Linked DNA regions of Homo sapiens: all the other regions are linked to region 1. The links are chromatin loops, found by intact Hi-C in ENCODE. Cell type or tissue: PC-9. All regions are shown on one strand.

Region 1 (8,000 bases):
GAGGCTGTCTGCAGAGAGGCAAGGGGTGGAGGGAAGTTTTATGGGGTTGTGCTGGAGGGGGCCACATGCTGACCGAAGCCATGCTGCTGGGGCTATGTGTGGAAGGAGGTCACTGTGTCCACAGGTTACTTGTGATTAACATTTCTCAGAACAATTATTCATTATTCTTCCCCACCTGGGGCCCTTTCTTTGTTGTTGCTTACTTATCAAGGCTCCACATTTAACCTTTCTGGAATCTCCCAAGTATATTCATGGCATCCAGTTCTCTAGCATTAGCCCACCTGAGTGGCATGGAGAAGTGTTGTCTCTACCAGGGCCTGTTGTCTCCTCTGTTTGTATATATTGACACAAATACAGTCATTCAGTAGCTCTAGGACAACGGGGTTTTTCCAAGTTATTTGTTGTGTAAAGGTTTTTTGTAATGATCGCCTTCTCTATGCACTTACATTTTAAAATATTTGGTAAAAGATATATTTGAAATCTATCATTAGGTAAATTACCTTAATTTTAGGTAATTTATCAGAAGGTTGTGAACTCAAAAGTATCTGAGACAGGTCCCAGTCAATTTAGAAAGTTTATCTTGCCAAGGTTAAGAACATACCCATGACACAGCCTCAGGAGCTCCTGATGACATGTGCCCAAGGTGGTCAGGGTACAGCTTGCTTTTATACATTTTAGGGAGACATAATACATCAGTAAATACATACCAGATTTACATTGGTTTAATCTGGAAGGGAAAGACAACTCGAAGCTGAAAGCCTGGGGAGGAGAGGGCTGGGCTTCCAGGTCATAGGTAGATTTGAAAATATTTTTGGTAACTGGTTGAAAGAGTTATTATCAATAGAAAGGAATGGCTGGGTTCCAGTAAGGGGCTGTGGACACCAAGGTTTTATCACGCAGATGAAGCCTCCAAGTAGCAGGCTTCAGAGGGAATAGAATGTAAATATTTCTTATCAGACTTATGGTCTGTGTTGATGTTAATGTTGGAAAGCATAATGAAGTATGTCCATCCCCTCTTCCATCATGGCTTGAACTAGCTTCTCAGGTTAACTCTGGAATGCCCTTGGCCAAGAGGAGGGGTCCATTCAGATGGGGCCTTAGAATTTTAGCTGTGGTTTACAAAATTGAGGCTCAAATATTTTCTACCATCTGAATTTTTCTCGTTTCTGTTCCTGTTTGGTGCTCAACTAAAATGTGAGCATTTAGAATTGATTTTCAGGTGGCTAGCTTCCTGGATGGAATTTTGTGTGGATATATATATATATGAATAATCATATTCATTTTTTGATATCTTATATTAACTATAAGAGCCATAGGATTAAAATAAGTTGGAACAGTATTCTGGTTTTGTCCTGCAGAAAACGTAAGCTTTGGTTCTGGTTGCCGTGTGACATGATTTCTACTAAATTTCACTGAAGCTCCACTTGAAGATTGTGTCTTTTTCCTTTTTATTTGTGTTGATTTTCATTTTCTATTGTTTCATGTTTTAATAGTGAGGAGTTGCTATTCTCATTGAACTATACTATACTGATATAAATAAATGAAGCTTAATACATTGCATAAAATAGTAGATAGCTATATTAAATAATTTTTGGAAAGGAATTGTGACCTGTAGAACTTACTGACTTTAAGTACAGCATGAACATAATATGCAAATAATGCTTAGTTCCTACTCATAACCAGAGAGTTGGGAGGAAAGGAAAAATAAAGAGTGAGAAGGATTTTTGAAGGCCGTGGCAAATTTAGTCTGCATGAAAAGCAGAACTTTCAGAATAGAAATTCACTCTGAAAAGAGGCATTTACAGAGATAGTGGAGGCCCCTCTTATAGAAATATTTACTGTTGTTTTTAACTTAGCACCTAAGTATGCTTTTGAATCATAACACTTGAATGAGTTCTGGAAAGTTAAATGCTCCAAGACTGTGGCAAAAAAACCTACCAGCTTTCATCTTCCTCCTTTCCATTCCCAACTTTCTCTAGTACTATTCAAAAACTCCCTAATTAGGAATTCCTTTGGGAAATTCCAATATCAGAGTTAACTAGCCAACCTATTATTGCTAATCATTTATTCCTACCCTCTATATAAAGATGACCAGCATGTGTGCACACACACACACCCAGACACACATCTCCCTATACCGTTTTCTTTTTTTCGTTCATTTTCTTTAAATTTCCCATTATACTTTTTAAAAAGTAATATTGTCCAAATTTATAGCACTGTAGTTCTTGGATTGTTTCTTATTACTTTTGCATCAAGCAAGAAATGATATTCAGAACACTTAAAGTTCTGATTGGTATGGTATAGAAGCTGCATTTCCCACAGTCACAAAGAAGGTCATACTCCATGTTAATACCAGGTAGTATCCATCATTAGCCTATTAGAAGGTACTGATAGTCACCTGGAATTCACCTACCATAATGATAGTGGCACTGGCAAAGGCATTGTCTCATCCACTGGAGTCTGGGCCAGTCCCTAGCAGTGAACATTCACAGGCTGATATTCGCAGACACCTCTCATGAACTCAAGGGCTGCAACCATGGTTGGTTAGTCAGGTGGCTTAGGACAAAGACTTTTTATGTACCTTAACTATTTTATTATTTTAATAATTAATAAGAGCGTATCAATGCATACCATCTATATATCAGCCCCGGGTATAGTGACAAATATCTTATCTTGTATAAGTACTATTTTTCATACCAAATTTGCTAATTATTAAGAGTCTTCACAGTTCACAGGATTTAATCTTGGTGAAAAAGGAATAAACTAAATAATAACAATAATAATAGTCCAAAATCAATTTGATACCAAATCAATCAATAAAGTGATCAGAGCTTTAATGCTACTAGGAAAATACTTCAGCTTTACCATTTTATGTTTCATTTCAATAGGCAATTAATCAAAGTTAGGAAAGAGTGAGCTAGCTTTTCTCCTGGAAATTTCAGCACAGGCCCTATGTATCATATTATTTCACTAATTAGAAAAAATTTTAGTTTTGTGTTAGTGAAGATGGCAAAGACAAAACACACACGATATTTCTTGTTAATTGAGAATGATTTTGAACATATTCTCAACTACTATTTTGCCCAAGATACTTCATTCTAAAAGATGTCATTTCTGAATAAAGAGCACATGCAATAAAATTGCATCAGAAACAGAATCCCTCACATAATATTCTTACAAATTTAACATCACTTTAGAGAATAGCTATTGACTTTTGTAAGACTTTATTATTTGTTCATTCATTTATTTTTTTATTCAACAATTATTTGGGTTCATACTGTGTGAGAGAAGACAGTAAGATTAGAAAATTGTTACAAGAGAGATATACAAACAGGGCAGTAGAATAAGAGAGAAGAGAAAGATGGTTAAAGAATCTTCACTCAAAGTTATCTGGTGATCAAAATCTGAGCTTGCTAGGCAAATGGAGGAGAGAAAGCACATCCCCAGGAAAGGGAAAAGTTTATGTAAATAGAGAGAAGTCTATATGGGGTATCTGAACAAGGGGCACTAACAGATCATACAGATCTTTAGTCATACCCAGGAGGGCTGGGTATGGTGGTTTATACCTGCAATACCAGCACGCTGGGAGGCCGAGGCATAAGGATGGCTTGAGCCCAGGAGTTCAAGACCAGCCTGAGCAACGTAGTGAGAACTCATCTACAAAAACTTAAAAAATAAAAAATAAATAGCTATGTCACCAGAAAAGGGCTCCCAATCCAAGAGACCCCAAGAGAGGGTTCTTGGATCTCTCACAAGAAAGGATTCAAGGTGAGTCCATAAAGTAAAGTGAAAGCAAGTTTATTAAGAAAGTAAAAGAATAAAAGAATGTCTACTCCATAGGCAGAGCAGCCCCGAGGACTGCTGGTTGCCCATTTTTATGGTTATTATATTTCTTGTTATATACTAAACAAGGTGTGGATTATTCATGATTTTTCTGGGACGGGGTTGGGCAATTCCCAGAACCGAGGGTTCCTCCCCTTTTTAGACCATATAGGGTAACTTCCTGATGTTTTCATGGCATTTGTAAACTGTCCTAGCACTGGTGGGAGTGTCTTTTAGCATGCTAATGTATTAGCTTATAATTAGCTTATAATGCTAATAATTAGCTTATAATGAGCTTATAATGCTAATAATTAGCTTATAATGAGCAGTGAGGATGACCAGAGGTCACTCTTGTCATCATCTTGGTTTTGGTGGGATTTGGCCAGCTTTACTCAACCAGTTTTATCAGCAAGGTCTTTATGACCTGTATCTTGTGCTGACCTCCTATCTCATCCTGTGACTTAGAATGCCTAACTTACTAGGAATGCAGCCCAGCAGGTCTCAGCCTTATTTTACCCAGGCCCTACTCAAGATGGAGTTGCTCTGATTCAAACACCTCTGATAACCATACCAAGGACTATGAGTTGCATTCTGAAATTAATGGGGGCTCTGTGAACAAAGGCAGTGAGTCTTATAATCAAATGTATGATTTATAATGTTTCTGGGAGGAAGGCAGGCTGGAAATAATCAGAATGGCCTGAAAATGATTGCAAGTTTTGGATTGACTATAAAGTAAGGTGGCATGGTGGCTGAACAATGCTGTGCTGGTTGTGTCAATATGAGTGTGAGCTGTGTCAGTATGAGTGTGATTGTATCAACATGAGTGTGAGCACCTGTGGGTAATTTTAAATAAAATGTGTTGAAAAATACTTGATTTTTATTGAAAAATTGCATAAAGTAGCTACTCAAGTATAGAGTGTTTGCTTTCACATATGCATATCATGTTACCTACATGAGGCAAAACAATGAAAATAACTGGATGGCTGTAGAAAGGTTTTGGAGAACCATTAGATTTTTTTAATGTTTAAGATGCTGCCATCTAGTGACACTTTTGTGAAATCACTTTGCAGTGATATTCATGTTTGTATCTTCCAGTTCTTTTCTCAATACATTTTATATTTTAATAATTTATATTGTCTACCAACCAATGGGGAAATAATTACAAATGCATTAAACATAGTGTAGAAGTCATACTTGATTTTTCAACGTGGTACCACAAATGTGGCCAGAAGGATTTTCATAATGGGATATTGTACATAAAGGTTTGTGGTTTCTTCAGTGTGCCATTCTTTATAAGTAATTGATAATGAAAGTGCTGCTTTTTCTATTTCTTGAGTTTTCTTAGAAAAATTGAGTTGTAAAAACAAATCTGTGAAAATCTGAGCTGTAAAAATTGCTTCATAAAAGTTGCTTTAATTGGAAATGTTGAAGAGAAGAAAAGAGAGTTTCAAATTTAGAATAATTAACTTTTTTCCCCATATGGAATTTCAGTATTATAAGTATATCTTAAAATATAAACAAATAAATGTGTGTGGAGGGGTGTGTGTGTGTCTGTTAAAGCTAAACATTAGTCTCCAAACCTAGGTTGTGATGACCTGATGACTTCTAAGTTTTGATGAAGATTAATTATATTCATGTCCTATTACTCCTTAAACTTATATTACAATGGAGCACTTGTCTTATTTTCATGGTACGTATTGCTCATTTTCTTTGGTGAGGAACAAAGAATAAATTAATCTCCCTTCCTCCCTCAAAATACAGTTATATTGTGCTGATATATTGTCCTTTTGTGAGATACTAACTCCAGTCATACTATAGTGAATGAGGTTTTAATTAATTAACTTTTCAGTATATTGAGGTTTCTTTATGCAAACCAATCCTATAGGGTAGAGGTAAGCACATCTTTCCGTAAAGAACCAAGTAGCAAATATTTTAGGCTTTGTGGGCCATATGGTCCCTGTTGCAACAACTCATTTCTGCTGCTGTAGCGTAAAAGCAGCCATGGACAATATTTAAACAAATGAGACTGGCCGTGATCCAAAATTAAATTTACAGAAACAGACTATAGTTTGCATGTCTCTTCTCTAGGGAAAACACCTGTATTTGTAATTTGGGGTTCTTTTTTTCTTAGGAAGTGTTAGAACACTTCTAAAATTTATTTAAGTATTTACTTCAAAAACTTTAATTCCATTGAGAGTTGTGTGCCTTCAGTGTTCCAAAAAATCTAGTTTGGAGCAGGTATGTGCACTTGGTAAACTAATCGTACACATAGTAAACTACACTTGGTAAACCAGTCATACACAAACCCAGAGGTAAAATGTTTTGCAAAGTTCTATCACCTGCATTTAGCCAGTTTTTAAATTCATGTTCATGTACAAAGTTGTCTTAATGTGGAATGAATCTTTATATTTTCTCAGTAAACATTGCAACATTTTGATATGCAGTAAGTTAAATGACTTTGATCATCAGCAAATAAATTAGAAACTTCCTACTTGGGTACAATTTGGATAATATGTATTCATTGTTCCAGTTTGTGCTTCTGGGAATTTAGTGGAAACAGAGACTTGCTTTTTTAACATTGTGAATTCCACTAGGCAGACACACAAAACACTTAAAACCTCATGACAAGTAAATAACTAAAACAGAATGGAGTCAGATCAGAAGAGACTCTTAGGGTACAAAGTCAATGTGTATGAAGGAGACAGTAGAGTTAATATTAAACTTTGAAATTCTCTCCCAAACAACTTCATTCTTCCTCTTTATTTTTGGATAAGAATACTTTTTAAAAATTAAGCACCATATAAAACAGCTGGCTCACATTGAGGATCTGTACTGTATCAAAGTATGCATATTTTGCTTACCAAATAGTATTAAGCAAGGATTGTTACTCTTATTCTAACATGAGAACTAGAAGAACTCACGCAGTAACTGATCCAAGCCTCCATCTTGTGATCCTTTGGTATCTTGTACTCTTTAAGAGGAATGGCAGGGGTAATTCCTAAGACCAAGTAAAGGATGTCTTGGTTTTTGGGAGCTGAGTATATCAATTCACTCTTCCCTTAAAATGCTGTGTAACAAATCATCTTGAAACTTGTTGTCTTAAAACAATAACCATTGATTTTATGGATCACCTTGGCATCAGAGCATCAAGGTAGGACTTGGCTGGAGGGGTTCTGCAAGTCTCAGCTGAGCTCATTCATGTTTCTGTGGCAAACTGCAAGGGGTGAGGAGGGCATGGAGGAGCAGCTGATCCAGATTGAGTTCAGGTGAGGATGATTATGCTCCACATTTCTTTTATCTTCCATCTGGGCCAGCAGTTTGGCCCAAGCAAGTCCTTCTCATAGAGATGGCAGAGAGCAAGAGGGAGCAAGCTTAGTCACTCAAGTACTTTTCTGAGACTATTTTTATTACATGTGCTAACATTCTGTTGGTCTAAACAAGTCACATGGCTGATCCCAGTGGCTGAAACTTACACCTTACCCACAGTGGAGGAACTAGAACTTACATGGCAAATAACATGGGCGCAAGAGAGGGCAGAGAAGCAGAACCATTGATAGAATTTATAACAGTGTATATACTTGAACTGATTAAATATGCACATGATGTGGGATTAAATGCTAAACAAGAAAACTATTGACTCTTTCATATTACTAGGATACACTTAAGCAGCAGTTCAGAAACTTTTTAGAAAAGGAAACCTTTTACACTCTTAAAAACCACTGAGGGTCTTAGGAGATTTGACATTGGCTCTATATCTGTATTTACTGTATTTGCAATTAAAACAAAATTTTAAAATGTATTTATTTGTTTTAGAATAACAACAAATGCATTACATATTAACATAAGCAAAATATTGTTATACAAACTATGTTTTCTTTAAAAAACAGTAGCATTGTTTATATATGGCAAATCGTATTAGCACCTGACTTAATAAAAGACAGCTGGTTTTTTATACCTGCATTCAATCTCTTTTTTTCTCTTTTTGAATCTTACAAAGAAAATAGGCACTCATGAAGATATGTAATCAGAAAAGGCAGGAGTAGTTGAATAGCCTTTCCGTCAATTTTGTGTATTCTTTGATACTGCATCAGAATTTGACAAGTGAGAACTTTTTAGGAGTTCTGGTATGGAATTTGAAGCTGAATCACTGAACTTTCTGTACTTTATTATATTAAAAT
Region 2 (8,000 bases), 340 kb before region 1:
CAAAGACAGTGTGAAGTCCGAATTATTCCCCAAGATACCTCAGTCTTTTCTCTTTTTATTTATTTGTTTATATTTTTTAGAGACAAAGTCTCAGTCTGTCACTTAGGCTAGAGTGCAGACGCAGGATTAGAGCTGCAGCCTTAAATCCCTGGGCTTGAAAAATCCTCCTGCCTCAAATTCCTGAGCAGCTGGGACTGCAGGTTTGCACCACTATGCCTGGCTAATTCTTTTGTTGTTGTCGTTGTTGTTGTTGTTTTGTAAAGACAGAGTCTTGCTACATTGCCTGGACTGGTCTCGAACTCCTGGGCTCAAAAGATTGTCCCACGTCAGCATCCCAAAGTGTTGAGATATAGGGGGCGTGAGTTATTGCACCTGGCCAGTCTTCTCTCTTAAGATCTTTAACTGAGGTCCACGCATATTATGGAGGGTAATCTACTGTATTCAGTCTCCTAATTTAAAGGTAATCCCATCTAAAAAATACCTTTATGACAACATTTAGACTGAAGTTTGCCCATGATCTTGCCAAGTTGACACATAGAATTAACCATCCCACTAGCTTAGGGTTTTCCTCTGTATTTATGGTGTTTGAGCTTATAGTTTCATGCGGAGGGATTTCTGTTACAGTAGCATCTCTATCTTTTCTCCCTAATGTTTACATATCACAAAAAATATGCAGTTAAGTTTCAATTGCTGGTGGCATGAGTCTGCCCATGCTTCTAACTGATGGAACTAATCTATTTTTTTTAAATTGACAATACCGAAGACTCATTCTTTCTTTTTTACCATCCCAGGTAAGAGGCAACAGTTCTTGGCTACTGTTACAAGTGAGTTGTTTTAGGATTTAAACTGTAGAGAAGTGCAGGATTTTAGCAAGTGCTTTTCACTGCACATATAAAAGCATGCCTTCCAGCCAGCAGTAATCAGTATTAAAGGTGACGTTTTAAATTTTATTTGCCTCCTAGAAATTGCTATTTGAATTGTTGTAAATTCAGAATTTAAAACGGAGGGAGGCATTAATTAGTGTTCTAAAACCATAACACCTTCGTCTTGTCCTAGGACTTTCAGAAATGGACAAAGACCTGTACTTAGTGACCAAAATACAAGTGAGCATCAAAGTTTATGGGTAAGACACGGAGGCTGCTTTAAGTTTTCACTAAAATTAGTGCAGTTAACACGGGATTGTCCTCAGTGGGTCATTGCCATTTATGGGCACGATGTCTCCTAGTAAGTGGATATCATTACACATCCAGGGCTACTCGTTAGTTAATAGAAGTTGACCTTCGTGAGGTTAGGTCCTGTGGAGGGTGGATGTCTTCAACTGACCTCACTTGATTCTTGCCCATATCAAAATAGGTATGGCTGAGGCCAATTATTAGGTTATACAGAATGGAGAATCTTGAAGTCCTAGTTAAAAGCTTTTATATAAACGTCTTTAATGGATGGAACAATAATGGCTACTGCATTTTGGCTAATGTATTTTGCCTATTGCATTTCTCAGTCGGGCCTGTAGTTCTAGAACTTAAATTCCAAAGCGTCTAAATTATAGAGCAATGTGGAGCTCTGTTCCAGGTTTAGTTAATCAGCATTAAATAAGCTGTTTGAATTGTGTTCATCAAATGTCCTTTGGAGCTGCATTCAGGGCCAGCAGAAAGAATTGCGGAGAAACTAACTTCTTGGAATTATGCGTCGCCACCACAGGCTTAGGAGTCTTCTTCTACCATGTGATCTCAGGTTGACTCTATCTACACTATATAATCATCAACAATGACTTCAGATTTCAGGAACCTAGTCAATGGTTTCATCCAGAGATCAGAGAATAAATTGTCTAGTGCACATATTAAAAGAAACAGTAATATTATTACCTAGTACAGCAGTCTTTAGTACTTTATCTTTTGTTTATGTGTGTCTAAAAAAATTTCAAAAACTACATACTAACTCCAAAATATTAAATTGACATTTAAAATTTGTTCTTAGGAAAAAGAAATTGTGAAGACTATGAAACCAGTTACAGTGTAGGTATTGAGATTTTAAAATAAAATAACTGCTTAAATGGAAGCAATGTAATCTGACTATCATAGTAACAGTAAATACCTGTCATCTGTCAAAAAAAGAAGCTTAATTTTAACAATGAAAAATTTTATATGATGTTTTCCCTGAAATCGTATTTTCATTCTACTTCCCTCATATAATCTTGTGCAATATGAAATATTACATGCCTGAATGACTTTTGTCGATCCTCTTATATCCCAGCAACAAAAAATATAAATACAACTTAAAACTTTAAAATTGCTATTTGCTCTAGATTCTGTTATTTTTTAATTAAATTATCACTATAATTAGTCTTAATTTCAATTGATCAAAATAAAGTATATATTAAAATACATTTTTAATTGGTTATTGTTAAATCTTATTAAAAATTATTAAATCTTTTGTTGAGATGATTGTAGCTTGTGTTTTTAAATAGTTCCTGCACACATATATTACTGTTATTTGTGATATAATAAAACAAGATTTAACCTAAGTTTCATTCCTGTACTTCACTTGTACTGATGTATACACTGACAAAATATGATCGTATTATATTAATACATGAGAAAGAAAGGAGTCTTGTTTTGTGGGTTTCAAATTTTTTTTAATTTTTACATATTTAGAGAGCACAAGTGCAGATTTCTTACATGCATATATTGTGTGGTGATGAAGTCTCACCCTTTAATGTACCATCATCCTGATAATGAACATTGTACCCAATAAATTCAACCCTCCCCCTCTCCCACCATCCCACCTTTCAAAGTCTCCAATGTCTATTATTCTGCTCTACATGTCTATGTTTACCTACTATTTAGCTCCCACTTACAAATGAGAACATGGGGTATTTGACTCTCTGTTTCTGCATTATTTCACTTAGGATAACGGACTCCATGTGTTGTTTTTAATAGTGATAACACACACTTGTCTTCTTTCAAAGAGCGTGCAAAAATTCACGTAGTCATCTATGATTAAATGATGTTATAAATTATATATCATCCAACAAATTAATTATCCTTTTAATTTTACTGAGATAAAAGAAATAGAGATGCCCTCACTTGCAAAAATGACTCATTAACCTATTTTAAAAGGTATTTTTTTAATTGCAGGAAAATATACCAATAAAGTATTAGAATAATTTATTAAATAATCGTTATTCTAAGTTGATACCGTTTATTTCACTCCTTCTTTCCTTCTTCCTTCTTTTCTTTCTACCTTCCTCCTTCTCTCCCTTCCTCCCTTCCTTCTCTCATTCACTTTGAGAACTTTGTGAATTGAGTGCACTCCAAAGTGGTTAAGTTGTCTAACTATTGTTTTAATACGTTTTGCCAGTAAAATATACATGATAAAATGCTCTCATCATTTATCATTTATACATGATAAAATGCTCTAATCAATGATATCATTTATCATTGATATATGTTGTTATCAAAACACTAAAGCCACAGATTCGGCTCATCTCATTTATGGAACATAAACACAAACTAGCTTAATTAGCAAATCCAATTTTCATTATCAAACTAACCAGCCAATCAGAATTATCTTTGGTTATAAAATAAAGTATGGCATCATTTTTTAAAAGTAATTAAGTGCATTAATAGTATTTAGAGAAATATATAAATTATTTATATATAAATTGTAGAATCCATCTTACAGCATGCATTGCTAAAATTAGCTGAATCGGATTTAAAAGCATAGGTGTCTGACATAATTTCTATTTTTTCAAAATAAGTTTTGAAAAGAAGCCAAATTATTTGTCTTATAATTTTATTTTTAGTACTAAATGTAATATATACATAAAATTTATATATTTTTCAAAAGTGAAGAGTATAATAATAGGCATTATGTTCATAGGGTAAACGCCAGTGCATAACTGTAGTGACCTCTAGTGTTTAACTTTTGCAAGTAATTATATAAAAACAATGTATAAAAAAGACATAAAAAAGCAAAAAATTACATATGTATACATGTGCCATGCATATGTAACTAACCTGCACATTGTGCACATGTACCCTAAAACTTAAAGTGTAATAATAAAATAAATAAATAAATAAATAAATAAATAAATAAAGATATAAATGAAAAAAAAAACAAAATAGAATTTGAGGAGTTCATGGTAAGACAATGGTTCTGAAAGGCAAGTTTTGGAATAAAAACATTGTTTAAAAAAAAAAAAAAAGCAAAAAATTGGCCAGGTGTGGTGGCTCACGTCTGTAATCCCAGCACTTTGGGAGGCTGAGGTGGGCGGATCACTTGAGGTCAGAAGTTCGAGACCAGCCTGGCCAACATGGGGAAATCCCATCTCTACTAAAAAAATACAGAAATTAGCTGAGTGTGGTGGCGGGCACCTGCAATCCCAGCTACTTGGGAGGCTGAGATGGGAAAATTGTTTCAACCTGGGAGATGGAGGTTGCAGTGAGCCGAGATGGCACCATTGCACTGCAGCCTGGGGCAAGAGAGTGAGACTCTGTCTCAAACAAACAAACAAACAAAAATTGTAACCTTTGCAGCAACATGGATGCAACTGGAGGTTATTATCCTAAGAAAATTAGTGCAGGAAAACAAAACCAAGCACCACGTGTTCTCACATAAATAGAGCTAAACATGGGGTACTCATGGACATAAAGATGGCAACAATAGACACTGGAAATACTACTGGGAGAGGGAGGATGCAGTGCATGGGTTGAAAAACAAACTTTTAGTTCTATGTTCAGTAGCTGGAGTGATGGCATCATTCATACCCAAACCTCAGCATCACATGATATACCTAGGTAACAAATATACACCCCTGAATCTAAAATAAAAGTTGAGGGGAAAAAAAAGAAATCAGTAATAGAAAAAAAAAATGAGAAAGTCACAAATATGTGGACATTAAACTGTGTGCTCCTAAGTAACCAGTAGGTTAAAGTTTCGAGAAAAATTAGAATATATTTTAAGATGAACAATATGAAATGTACTAAAACTTATAGGATGCAGCTAAAGCAGCACTCAGAGGGATATTTATAGCTGTAAACACCTATATTAAGAAAACAAAATCTCAAATAAATAACCTAACTTTCAACTTTAGAATAAAGTAGAAAAAGAAGAACAAATTAAACCCAAATCAAGCAGAAAGAAGGAAATAAGACAAAAGTGGAAATAAAATAAAATAAAATAAAATAAAATAAAATAAATAGAAAAACAGATGAAAAAAATGAATGAAACTAATGAATGGTTCCCTGGAAAGGTCAAGAAAATTGACAAACCTTTAGCTAGACTGACCAGGTAAAACAGAGGGAAGATTTGAATTACTAAAATCAGAAATAGAAAAGGGACATCACTACTGACCTTCTGAATGTAGAAAACATTATAAGAAAATGCCATGAATAACTGTATGCTAACAAATTTAAAAACCTAGACGGAATGGACTCATTCCTGAAAAGACACAAATTATTCAAGCTGATCAAAGAGAAATAGAAAAATCTGAACAGACATATAAAAGGTAAAAGGATTGAAATATTCATGTTTAAACTTTCCACAAAGAAAACTGCGGGCCCAGATGGCTTCCTTGGCAAATTCTACCAATCTTGTCAAGAAGAATTAAGACCAATCTTTCTCAAATTCTTACAGAAAATAGATGAGGAAGACATTTCCCATTTGTTCGATGAGGCTACTATTACCCTGATATCAAAACCAGGAAATGGCATAAAAATAAGAGAAAACTATATATCCAAACTATACTGAGACGCAGTTTCTTAATAAGATTGGCAAAAATCTAAAAGTTTAGCAATGTATTATTCTGATGAGGTTGTGAGAAAACAATGACTCATAAAATTATAGCGGGAATGTAAAATGATTCAACTTCTATGGAGGGAAATTTTGCAATATTAGCAAATTTTATATTTATTCTTAATCCCAGCAATCTCACTTCCAGGAATCTAACCCAAACATGACTGGCAAGTGCAAAAGGACATGTGGCAAGACTTTTTGATCCTGTACTGTTTGTAAAGACTGAGAACCACCAAAGTGAAGACCCGTTGTGTCATGCATTCACCCAAGGATTAGGACTCCACAGCTATAAAAACAAATGAGTAGCTATGTAATCTTCAGGAAAAGCAGAGAAGTGAAGCACAAAAAACAAAATGGAGAAATGTGTGTAAAGTCCTCTATCATGTACGCGAGAAAGAGGAGGAGGAAAAGCAACACACATGCATTTATACTGAAAAACTAAAAGAATAAAACAAAATTTTTTTTTTTTAAATCTTACTTGTGGGAAGGAAGAACTAGGGAGAAGGATAGTTATAGTAGCCAGTCTCCTCTGAATGAATCTTGTTTGCAGATTTGGCTTTGCAAAAATGTAAATGTTTTACATAATTATTAAACAAAATTAAATTTAAAAACAAATTCATAAAACTATGCATGAAAAATCAAAGGAAAATTAAATAAGTGAAACTTTAAAAATGTTTTTTAAAAACCCAGAAATAGCTTCATGAAAGAAGCACAACTAAACTGTCTCTATGGATTTAATTTAAAAAATTACTGTTAAACATAAGATATACACTGAGTTTAGGATTAGGTAAGATTTAGTTTTTGTTAACATGATGTAGAAAAAGTGCTAAGCATTTTATAAGATGAAATAAAATGATAATTTGATTATAAGTAGAATATTTTGGGATACGATTTCGTTAAATAGACTGTAAAACCTGATTAAAATACATTCACTGAGGCTGGACATGGTGGCTCACACCTACAATCCCAGTACTTTGGGAGGCCGACTTCTGCGGATCACTTGAGGACAGGAGTTGGAGACCAGCCTGGCCAACGTGATGAAACCCTGTCTTTACTAAAAATACAAAATTAGCTGGGTGTGGTGGTGGATGGCAGTAATCCCAGTTATTCGGGAGGCTGAGGCAGGAGAATTGCTTGACCCTGGAAGGCAGAGGTTGCAGTGAGCCGAGATCGCACCACTGCACTCCAGCCTGGGCAAAAGAGAGAGAGACTCTGTCTCAAAACATAAAATAAAATAAAACATTCACTGAATCTAGACAAAGTCATGCAAAATGTCTATCTGTGAGTTTTCTGGAACATAACCTGGATTATTTGATAATATTTGAAAAACATTCTTAGTTCATTTAAAATAATAAATATCATAACCTGTAATCTTTCCTCTGCTAGAAGATTCTAGCAAATAACAGATCCATTGGCTTAATGTTAAAATAACTGAAAAGAATTTTTATGTTTAAAGACATTAAATATAATTTCACATTCATAATTTTTAACTAATACTGTCTTTGCTTTGTTCTTATCAAATACTTCCCCAAAAGAGTAAACTATAAACGGACAATAGAAGTTATGAAGTCTTTAAATGAAAATCGTCATTCTTATCATTCACATTATGTAAAATATCCAATTTTATAATATCTCAACAAAGGCCAAACTACTCCATTTCTAAGCAGTGTATTTTGTAAAAGATACTCAATTTTAAAAGCACCAATATAGATGTACACAACCTTGAATTTTCATGATTAAACTTCTTTTTCCAAAGTATATTGTTTGAATTGTCCTGTGGTTAGGATCTCTCATTTTTGCCTCCTGAGCAGAAAATATAGCAAGATTCAGGACAGAAAACTCTCTTCCTTTTCCAAAGAGAGAGGTAGGAAAGGGAAACGTATTAGGAAAGGAAGGAAAGAGAATAAATCAAATTTAAAAGGCCAGATCAATGCACCTTTGTAGATTTCTGTGTAACTCCAGGGGCTCACATACCCCATTTTAGAGACTACTGACATGGAAGCTACCCCATCTTCTTGATTGAAGAATGGAATGGCTTATTAAAATATTATACACAAAAATATGAATGAAACAATTATATGTATAGGCCTGTGTTTGGAAATCTCGGCCTTTATCAAACAGACTTGCACAGGAATTTGAAAGGTAACTGGATTAGTTTTAAACATAGATTATAGTATAACTCCCAAGGCAAGAGCAATGGGAGTATG
Region 3 (8,000 bases), 76 kb before region 1:
GGAGTGGCAGCGGGCGCCTCGCTGGATCAGGAGCACAGTGAACACACTGCTGGATCCAGAGAGGTGGAAGTCAGTGGTGGGTCTGCAACGGTGGCAAACAGCAGTGGTGGATAGCAAGCGAAAGCTCAGGTCAAGCCGTAACAAACACGGACCAAAAGAGTGTGCAGTTGCAAGATTTAATAGAGTGAAAACAGAGCTCCCATACAAAGGGAGGGGACCCAAAGAGGGTAGCCATTGCCAGCTCAAATGCCTGGGTTTATATCCTGATCATTATCCCTCCCCCTGTGCTCTCAGGCAATAGATGATTGGCTATTTCTTTACCTCCTGTTTTTGCCTAGTTAGCATTTTAGTGAACTCTCTTTACTACCTGATTGGTCAGATATGAGTTAAGTTGCAAGCCCCATGTTTAAAGATGGATGCGGTCACCTTCCCAGCTAGGCTTAGGAATTCTTAGTCGGCCTAGGAAATCCAGTCAGTCCTGTCTCTCAGTCTCCCTTCTCAACAGGAAAACCCAAGTGCTGTTGAGAGATTGGCCGATGATTGCTCTAACTGCTTCCTGCTGAATTGGGGTGTAGTATGGGCTGTTCAGTTGAGATTTCCTCTGGAGAGGTGCCTTTGATGTTATTAACTTGGAGCATGGGCTAGCAGGCTGGTCCGGGTCTGCAGTAGATTTTAGTCATGGACTGCATCTGGGGCTCCATTTGAAGAACAATTTGTAGTTTTATAGCTTTGATTCTGGAAGAGACAAACTTAACAAGGATGTTAAAGATACAGGGATTGCAGCAGGTGGAGCTTGCAGTGAGCCGAGATTGCACCACTGCAGTCTGGCCTTGGCGAAAGAGCGAGACTCCATCTCAAAAAAAAAAAAAAAAAAGATACAGGGATTGAAATGTATGGCCTGCAGTGCAGGGGGTTATTTTTTTGACACACTTCACAGGCCCTGACTATCTGCTTGTTAGTTTTGAAAAAGCGTGGTCCAGTAAATAATGATTTGGCCATCTGATGGGTGCTATTAATGCCTAAGTGAAAGGTTTGGTGAAGGGTTTTAAGTAATTTCTATTGTTTAGTTGCAGGCAAAAGTATTTTTCCTTTTTCGGTGGCTAGCCATTCTGAGGGGAGGAAACTACGTCCTTGTGAGGTTCCCCGTTCTATTTCTCCTGCTGAGTAGCAGCTTGGGTTCCCAGAGGGGATTACCCCATACTAGGGGTCCTTCTATAAGCATTTTTAATGGAGAGTTCTGCCTTGTGGCTCTTTTAGCTTTAATACCCGCTTGGCAGTTTCCTTCTATTTTTCTTTCCTTTTCTTTCTGATGACCCCGGCAGTGTAAGACTGCCACCTCTTTAGGTTTCTGTACAGCCAATAATAATCTCCTAATGGCTTCCTGATGTTTGATAGGTGTTCCCTCAGAAGTTAGGAATTCCCTTTTTTTCCATATTGCTGTGTGGGCGTAGAGGACTAGGTAAGAATACTTTGAGTCTGTATGTATATTTACCCTTTTCCCTTTTTTTAATTCTAGTGCCCGAGTGAGGGCTATTAGTTCTGCCAGCCGAGAGCTAGTTCCTGGAGTGAGGGGATTACTTTCAAGTATTCCATTATTACTGACCACTGCATACCTCGCTTTTGAAGTCCTTTTTTTACAAAGGAATTTTCATTAATATACAAGTTGAGTTAGGGATTAGTCAAGGGAACCTCTAGAAGGTCCCTCGAGTGGTATAGGTTTGAACAATTACCTGTTGACAGTTATGTTTTATCTTTTTCATTGTTTGGAAGAAATGTGGCGGGGTTAAGAGTTGCGCAAGTATGCAGTTGCAGCACTGGCCCTTTAATTAATAGAGCCTGATATTTAAGCAAACGATTGTCTGACAGCCACAAGTCTCCTTTAGCAGTGAGTATGCTGTTTACATCATGAGATGTCCACACAGTAAGATCTCTTCCCTGTATTATTTTAACTGCTTTACATACTAAGACTGCAACTGCCGCCACTACCCGTAAACAATGATGCCAACCCTTTGCCACTACATTAATTTTCTTACTTAGGTATGCCATGGTTTGCAAGCTGGTCCCTTGAACCTGTGTAAGGACTCCTGGAGCTATTTCTGTTTTTTGTGACATATGAAGAAAAGTCTTGCCCCGTTGGTAAGCTTAACACTGAGTCTTGGGTTAAGGCCTTTTTTTAGGGCCTGGAAAGCTGCTTTTGCTTTAGGAGTCCATTTTACTAAATGGGTATTGGCTTTCTGAGCTTCCTTAATTAGTGTATATAATGGCCTGGCTATTTTGCCGTACCTGGGAATCCATATTTGGCAGAAGCCTGTTATGCCAAGGAACCTTTTATTTGCTTTAGGGTTTTGGGATGAGGATAAGCCAGTATAGGCTGGATACATTTCTTACTGAGGGCCCTGGTGCCTTTGGATAATTTTAGCCCTAAGTATTTAACCTGCTGTAAGCAGAGCTGAGCCTTTGGTTTGGAAACCTTGTAGCCACAAGTGGTGAGGAAGTTTAAAAGCGCTTGGGTGGCTTGATGGCACAAGGTTTTTTCAACAGGCAGCTAGAAGTAGATTATCCATGTACCAAAGGACAAGACTGTTCAGGTATGAGAACTGTCTCAAGTCTTGAGCTAATGCCTGGCCAAATAGATGTGGGCTATCTCTTAACCCTTGGGGTAAAACAGTCCAGGTGAGTTGAGACATTGGGTTTGAAGCATCTTTAAAGGCAAATAAGAATTGAGAATCAGAATGTACAGGGATGCAGAAAAAGGCATCCTTAAGGTCCAGGACTGTAAACCACTCTGCTTCCTCTGGTATTTGGGAAAGCAGAGTAGAAGGGTAAGGTACAGCTGGGTATAGAGGAACAGCAGCCTCACTGATAATCCTGACATCTTGTACTAACCTCCACTGTCTATTGGGCTTCTTTACTCCTAAAATTGGAGGATTGCAGGGGCTATTGCATGGTTTTACTAGGAGTAGGGCTTTTAGGTCCTTAACAATTTTTTGGAGTCCTTGTTGGGCCTCGGGTCTAAGGGGGTACTGCCTTTGGTAGGGAAAGGAGGTGGAATCCTTTAGTTTAACTAGAACACGACGGGCATTATTTGCTCGTCCATATTGTCCTTCTGTTGCCCAGACTTTAGGATTAATTCCTTTTTCAAGCAGGGGACAACAAACGGGTGTTCCTTTTCCTATGTTCAGGTGTATAATGGTCCCTGCTTTTGTTAGAATGTCTTTCCCTAACAAGGGAGTGGGGTTTTTAGGCATAATTAGAAAAGCATGTGAAAAGAGTAAAGTTCCCCAGTCACAGCTTAGTGGCTGGGAGAAGTATCTAGTGGCTGTCCCAGGACCCCTTGGATAGTGACAGATCTGGAGACAGTTGTCCAGGACAGGAGAGTAAGACTGAGAAGGCCACGCCAGTGTCCAGGAGACAGTTAACCTCCTGGCCCTCAATGGTTAAGCATACCCGGGGCTCTGTGAGGGTGATGGCATGGGCTGGCGCTTGCCCCAGGCACCCTCAGTCCTGCTGCTGGATCATCTGGTTAGTGGCTTCTGACTCAGAGGACCTTCGTCCCCTGGGGCAGTGGGCCTTCCAGTGATTCCCTTGACATAAGGGGCATGGACGAGGGGGGTGGCTTATTTCTATTAGAACAATCTTTTTTAAAGTGTCCTTGTAGATCGCACTGGAAGCAAGCCCTATTAGGCATTCAATTTGTCCAGACTTTCCCTGTTCCAGAGCCTCCGAAGTCGTGCTTGCCTGAGGGCCATGACTAAAGTGGTGGCCTTTTCTTTATCCCGTTTATCCTGTTCTGCCTGCTCCTCCTGATCTCTATTATAAAAAACCGAGGTTGCCAAGTTCAATAGGGTTTCTAAGTTTTGCTCTGGGCCTAAGGTGGACTTTTAAAGTTTTTTTCTAATGTCTGCAGCTGACTGAGTGATAAACTTAACCTTTAAGATTAGTTGGCCTTCAACAGAGTCAGGTGACAGAGAGTTTGCTTCCTCAATGCCTCCCTTAGTCTCTACAGAAAGGCAGTAGGATTTTCTTCCTTTCCTTGTGTTATAGTGAACATCACTGAATAATCTATAGGCTTCTTCCTAGTTTTCCTTAGTCCTTTAGCAAGCAAGTTAGCAAATGTCTGTGGCACCAATTCCATGTTCTGATTCTGTGTCCCAATGAGGGTCTACACTGGGAACTGCCTGCTGGCCTGTGGGGAATTGTTCTTTTTCCTCTGTTGTCATCCTATCATTGACCTGACTGAGATACCAGAGATCACCAAACTCTCAGGCTGCAGTTATGGCAGCACTTCTCTCATTTGGGATTAGTGTCTGATCTAGCAGTAACATTATATCTCTCCATGTCAGATCAAAGGATTGTCCTAACCCTTGTAAAGCATCAATATAGCCAACAGGGTTATCTGAGAATTTACCTAGGTCTATTTTAATTTGCTTCAAGTCTGACAGGGAAAAAGGTACATACACTCTGACAAGGCCGAATTCTCCAGAATACATTTTAGGGGTGTTTTTGCCTTGGGGGGAATGTTTTGCCAGCACCCCTAGTCATTTTCTGATGAGCTTAGTTCTACAGTGTTCTCTATGGTCCTTTCCACGGTGTGTAACCACCCATGGACCTCTGCTTATCGGATTAGTTGTGCTCACCAATGTAGCAGTCCTGCACCCCTTTTCCCGCCTTTCTTGACCACAAAGAAAGGGATCCGGGCTGCTGGATTCTAGTGGTCCTTTACCAGCGTGCCCAACATTGCCTTTGTGCTCAGGGGTGAGTCCTAGAGCTGGGCTGAGTTCCTGAGTCTTTCATAACAACCTGGCTGCCCATCAAGATGCATTCCCATAAACAACAGTTCTTATGCAAATTCGTTTCAGAGAGGGTGAAGGTAACCTTTTGAGTCAGGAGTGAGATGGAGTTCTTTGCCCACTAGGGTCTTTGTCCTTCTTTACTTTTGTAGGAATATGCCCTAAATATTGATATTAAGCTTTTTGTTGCCCCAGATTAAGTCCTTTTGGGTACGAAATATGAGAGAGGGATCCTGTTTATCTTATGTGCCTTTTTCCTACGAGGAGAGCAAGGAGAAAAAGATGGGCTTGCTGGTTTTGTAGGTACTTTAAGGCTTGGCTGAGTGCAAACAGCTCACACGTTTGACAGACCAACGATTAGGGAATTCTCCTAACTCTTCTTCCACAAGAGTCTCACTATCAATTAATGAATACCCATTGTGGTTTTTTTCTCAATCACCCGAGAGGAAGCATCTATCCTTGTGTCCCGAAGGGAGTTCCTCCTAGGTCTGGTAGGACCTTTGTATGGTAATTAAGATTTAAATCCCCTGTTAGGAAAGCTGCTAGGTTAAGGGAATTTTCAGTGGTTAGTGTTAAATCACCGTTTTCTAATAGAATAGCCCGATACTTTAAGATTTTTGAGTTAGTAAGCTACCTTTTTGCTTTTTTGACTTAGGATAGCTCTGAACTGGTTATGTGTGCTCACAATAAGGTTTCCTCTAAAGGTTATTTTTCTACTTTCTTCTGTTAGCAAAGCAGTTACCGCTACTGATTGAATGCATTTGGGCCATTTGTGGGTTACTGGGTTAAGAATTTTTGATAGGAAGGCTACAGGTTGTCAGTGGTCTCAGTGTTTCTGGCTATGCCCTTGTTTACACTGACAACAAGGTAGTATTGGAGTATTATAGGGTCACAGAGAAGACCTTCGATTATCAATTATAGGTTTTAAATTTACCCTGGCTTTTAAAGGAATAGGGCACACTGTTTTTCTTTACTACTTCTATCTTTCTATTTCTTTCTCTCTCTCTCATCTCTGTCTCTCTCTCTCTCCTCTCTGTCTCTTTCTCTCCCTTTTCTCTCTCTCTGCCTCTTTCTCTTTCTCTCCTCTCTGTCTCTCTCTCTCTCTCATCTCTGTCTCTCTCTCTGTCTCCTCTCTGTCTCTGTAGATGGATTTTGGAAAACAGCAGAAGGAAGTTCGCTTGTTGACCCCATTTGCCACTATAGGAATATGTGCCTCCCTTTAGTTTACTCAATTTGCTTTCATCCTGATCTATTATGTTGTTGTAGACCCAGTTCCAGAAGTTAAAGTACTAGGTCATCAGTTCTAAGGCCCTGGCCAAGGAGCCAAGGCTTGAAGATTGTATTGAAGATTGCATTGTGGGGTGGTGGGTCGGGGGATGCTGGGTAGAAATTAGGGGAGGAGAGCATCTTAAACAATGAGAGAGGAATCCTAGCCATTTACAAACTCAGGGCCTGGCAAGAGTGGTGGAGAACGGGTCCCACATAACTGCCCATGTCAAAAGTTATATACCTAAATTGGGAGGGGCACCAGGGACAAGATTCCCTGGTTTCATAGCCTAGATGCCTAAGGATGCAGCATAGCGCTTCCTTAGATCCCTTTGGAGATACAACCTACTCTAATACTTGGGAGAGAAAGTGAAAGTCTGAAGCATTAGTATCTAGGAGGCAGGGATTGGAGGAAGTAGATTCAGAGGTAAGGAGAATTTTGGGGCTACACTTTCAAGAAAGTCATGGTTAGGACCCAAGAGGTATGGGTCAGAAGGACAGGTAGGGGCGCACACATGGGCGACTGTTGAGTAGAGACTTCTAGCCTGCACCATGATCTCGACCGGCCAATGCCAGGGGTTCAGGACGACAGCTTTCTGCCTCTAGTTGACCCTTGGCATCCCTAGGAAAATTGTGAAAGTGGAAGCTGGTTCCAGGCAGACCAACTCTCCCAACCCAGAAGTTGTTAGAAAGCCTTTTCCCAGGAAGCCTCACACCTGAGTCTTTAGTCCGGTGGCCATGCTAATCGTTTTTAACCAGCCGACAGGTGCCCGGTATTTTCCTCCAATTCTAAGGTAGAGGACAGAATAGCAAGCAAAAGTGGTCTGATATTACTCACTGCTTTGGAGAATCCCCATACGAGGCCACCAAATGTTACCAGCGGATCTTTGTTCTTAGAGCTCCCAAGATGATGGTGGGCTGCTCCCAAGATGGGGCAGGCCACTCCCAAGATGGCAGCAAGCCTTTTGTTCTCTGACCTGGGCTTCTTGGCCTCACAGATTCCAAGGAATGGAAACTTGGGCCATGTGGTGAGTGTTATAGCTCTATCAGAAGCCGTGGGACATGGAAGAGAACCATGGAAACCACTGACTAGTGTTCAGCTTGATTAGGATGAACCTCGGCACTTGGTTGTGCAGGAACAAAGGTGAGACTTTAGCCCGATCAGGAGTGGAAATGGGTGCCTTGCTGGATCAGGAGCACAACCTGCCAGATCCAGAGGGGTGGGAGTCAATGGCGGGTCTGCAATGGTGGCAAATAGCAGTTGTGGATGGTGAGCGAAAGCTCAGCTCAAGCCGTAACAAATACGGACAAGAAGAGTGTGCAGTTGCAAGATTTAATAGACTGAAAACAGAGCTCCCATACAATGGGAGGGGACCCAAAGGGGGTTGCCACTCCCTGCTCAAATGCCTGGGTTTATATCCTGATCATTGTCCCCCCGTTGTGCTCTCAGGTGATATATGATTTGACTATTTCTTTACCTCCTTCTTTTAGCCTAATTTGTATTTTAGTGAGCCTTCTTTACTACCTGATTGGTCAGGTGTGAGCTGAGTTACCAGCGTTGTGTTTAAAGGTGGGTGTGGTCACCTTCCCCAGCTAGGCTTAGGAATTCTTAGTCAACCTAGGAAATCCAGCTAGTCCTGTCTCTCAATACTTCAAATATTCTTTACACAGACAAGCCATTTAAAAAAAATTAGAGCTTACCTTTGCTTTTCCATCAAAACATATTGTTACTTCTAGGTTTCCTCTTCAATTTGCAAAAGGAAAAGGAAAATATAGGTAATTTCTCAATTAAACTTACACCTGATTTTCAATATGAGTTTGTTTATTGAGTGTTTGTATATGTGTGTGTTTGGCAGTTAGAAGTATGCTGAGATTTTTATTCTTTTAGCCTTTGGGGGAACTGGACTGGCCCTTCACCTCTGTCCTAATGTAGCTTTTTAATTT

The links. A loop is a pair of places that touch in the nucleus more often than their neighbours do. Peaks named below come from ENCODE experiments on the same cell type or tissue, not always from the same donor. Only the 100,000 strongest peaks of a DNase experiment are listed, where the experiment ranks them.
Region 2: a loop joins it to region 1, with 6 times the contacts of the local background. A loop is called at or near these places in 2 of 110 quality-filtered maps.
Region 3: it touches region 1 in a loop (7-fold over the local background); 2 of 110 quality-filtered maps call a loop at or near these places.

What each region holds. Positions count from the first base shown.
Region 1 is chr2:142,976,122-142,984,121 of GRCh38, forward strand. All of the region lies in intron 8 of KYNU (kynureninase), which reads left to right. Among named protein-coding and RNA genes, the nearest start is that of KYNU, 100 kb to the left of the region's middle. In PC-9, CTCF peaks have their summits at 4,867 (motif pointing left) and 5,068; DNase peaks (open chromatin) are centred at 4,340 and 4,800; H3K4me3 peaks cover 251 bases; H3K27ac peaks cover 2,113 bases.
Region 2 is chr2:142,636,899-142,644,898 of GRCh38, forward strand. No RefSeq gene overlaps it. Among named protein-coding and RNA genes, the nearest start is that of KYNU, 240 kb to the right of the region's middle. In PC-9, a CTCF peak has its summit at 3,894 (motif pointing left); no DNase peak of the experiment used is centred here.
Region 3 is chr2:142,900,197-142,908,196 of GRCh38, forward strand. The region is part of intron 2 of KYNU (kynureninase); the gene reads left to right. Among named protein-coding and RNA genes, the nearest start is that of KYNU, 27 kb to the left of the region's middle. In PC-9, no CTCF peak of the experiment used is centred here; DNase peaks (open chromatin) are centred at 3,725 and 7,675; H3K4me3 peaks cover 601 bases; H3K27ac peaks cover 4,003 bases.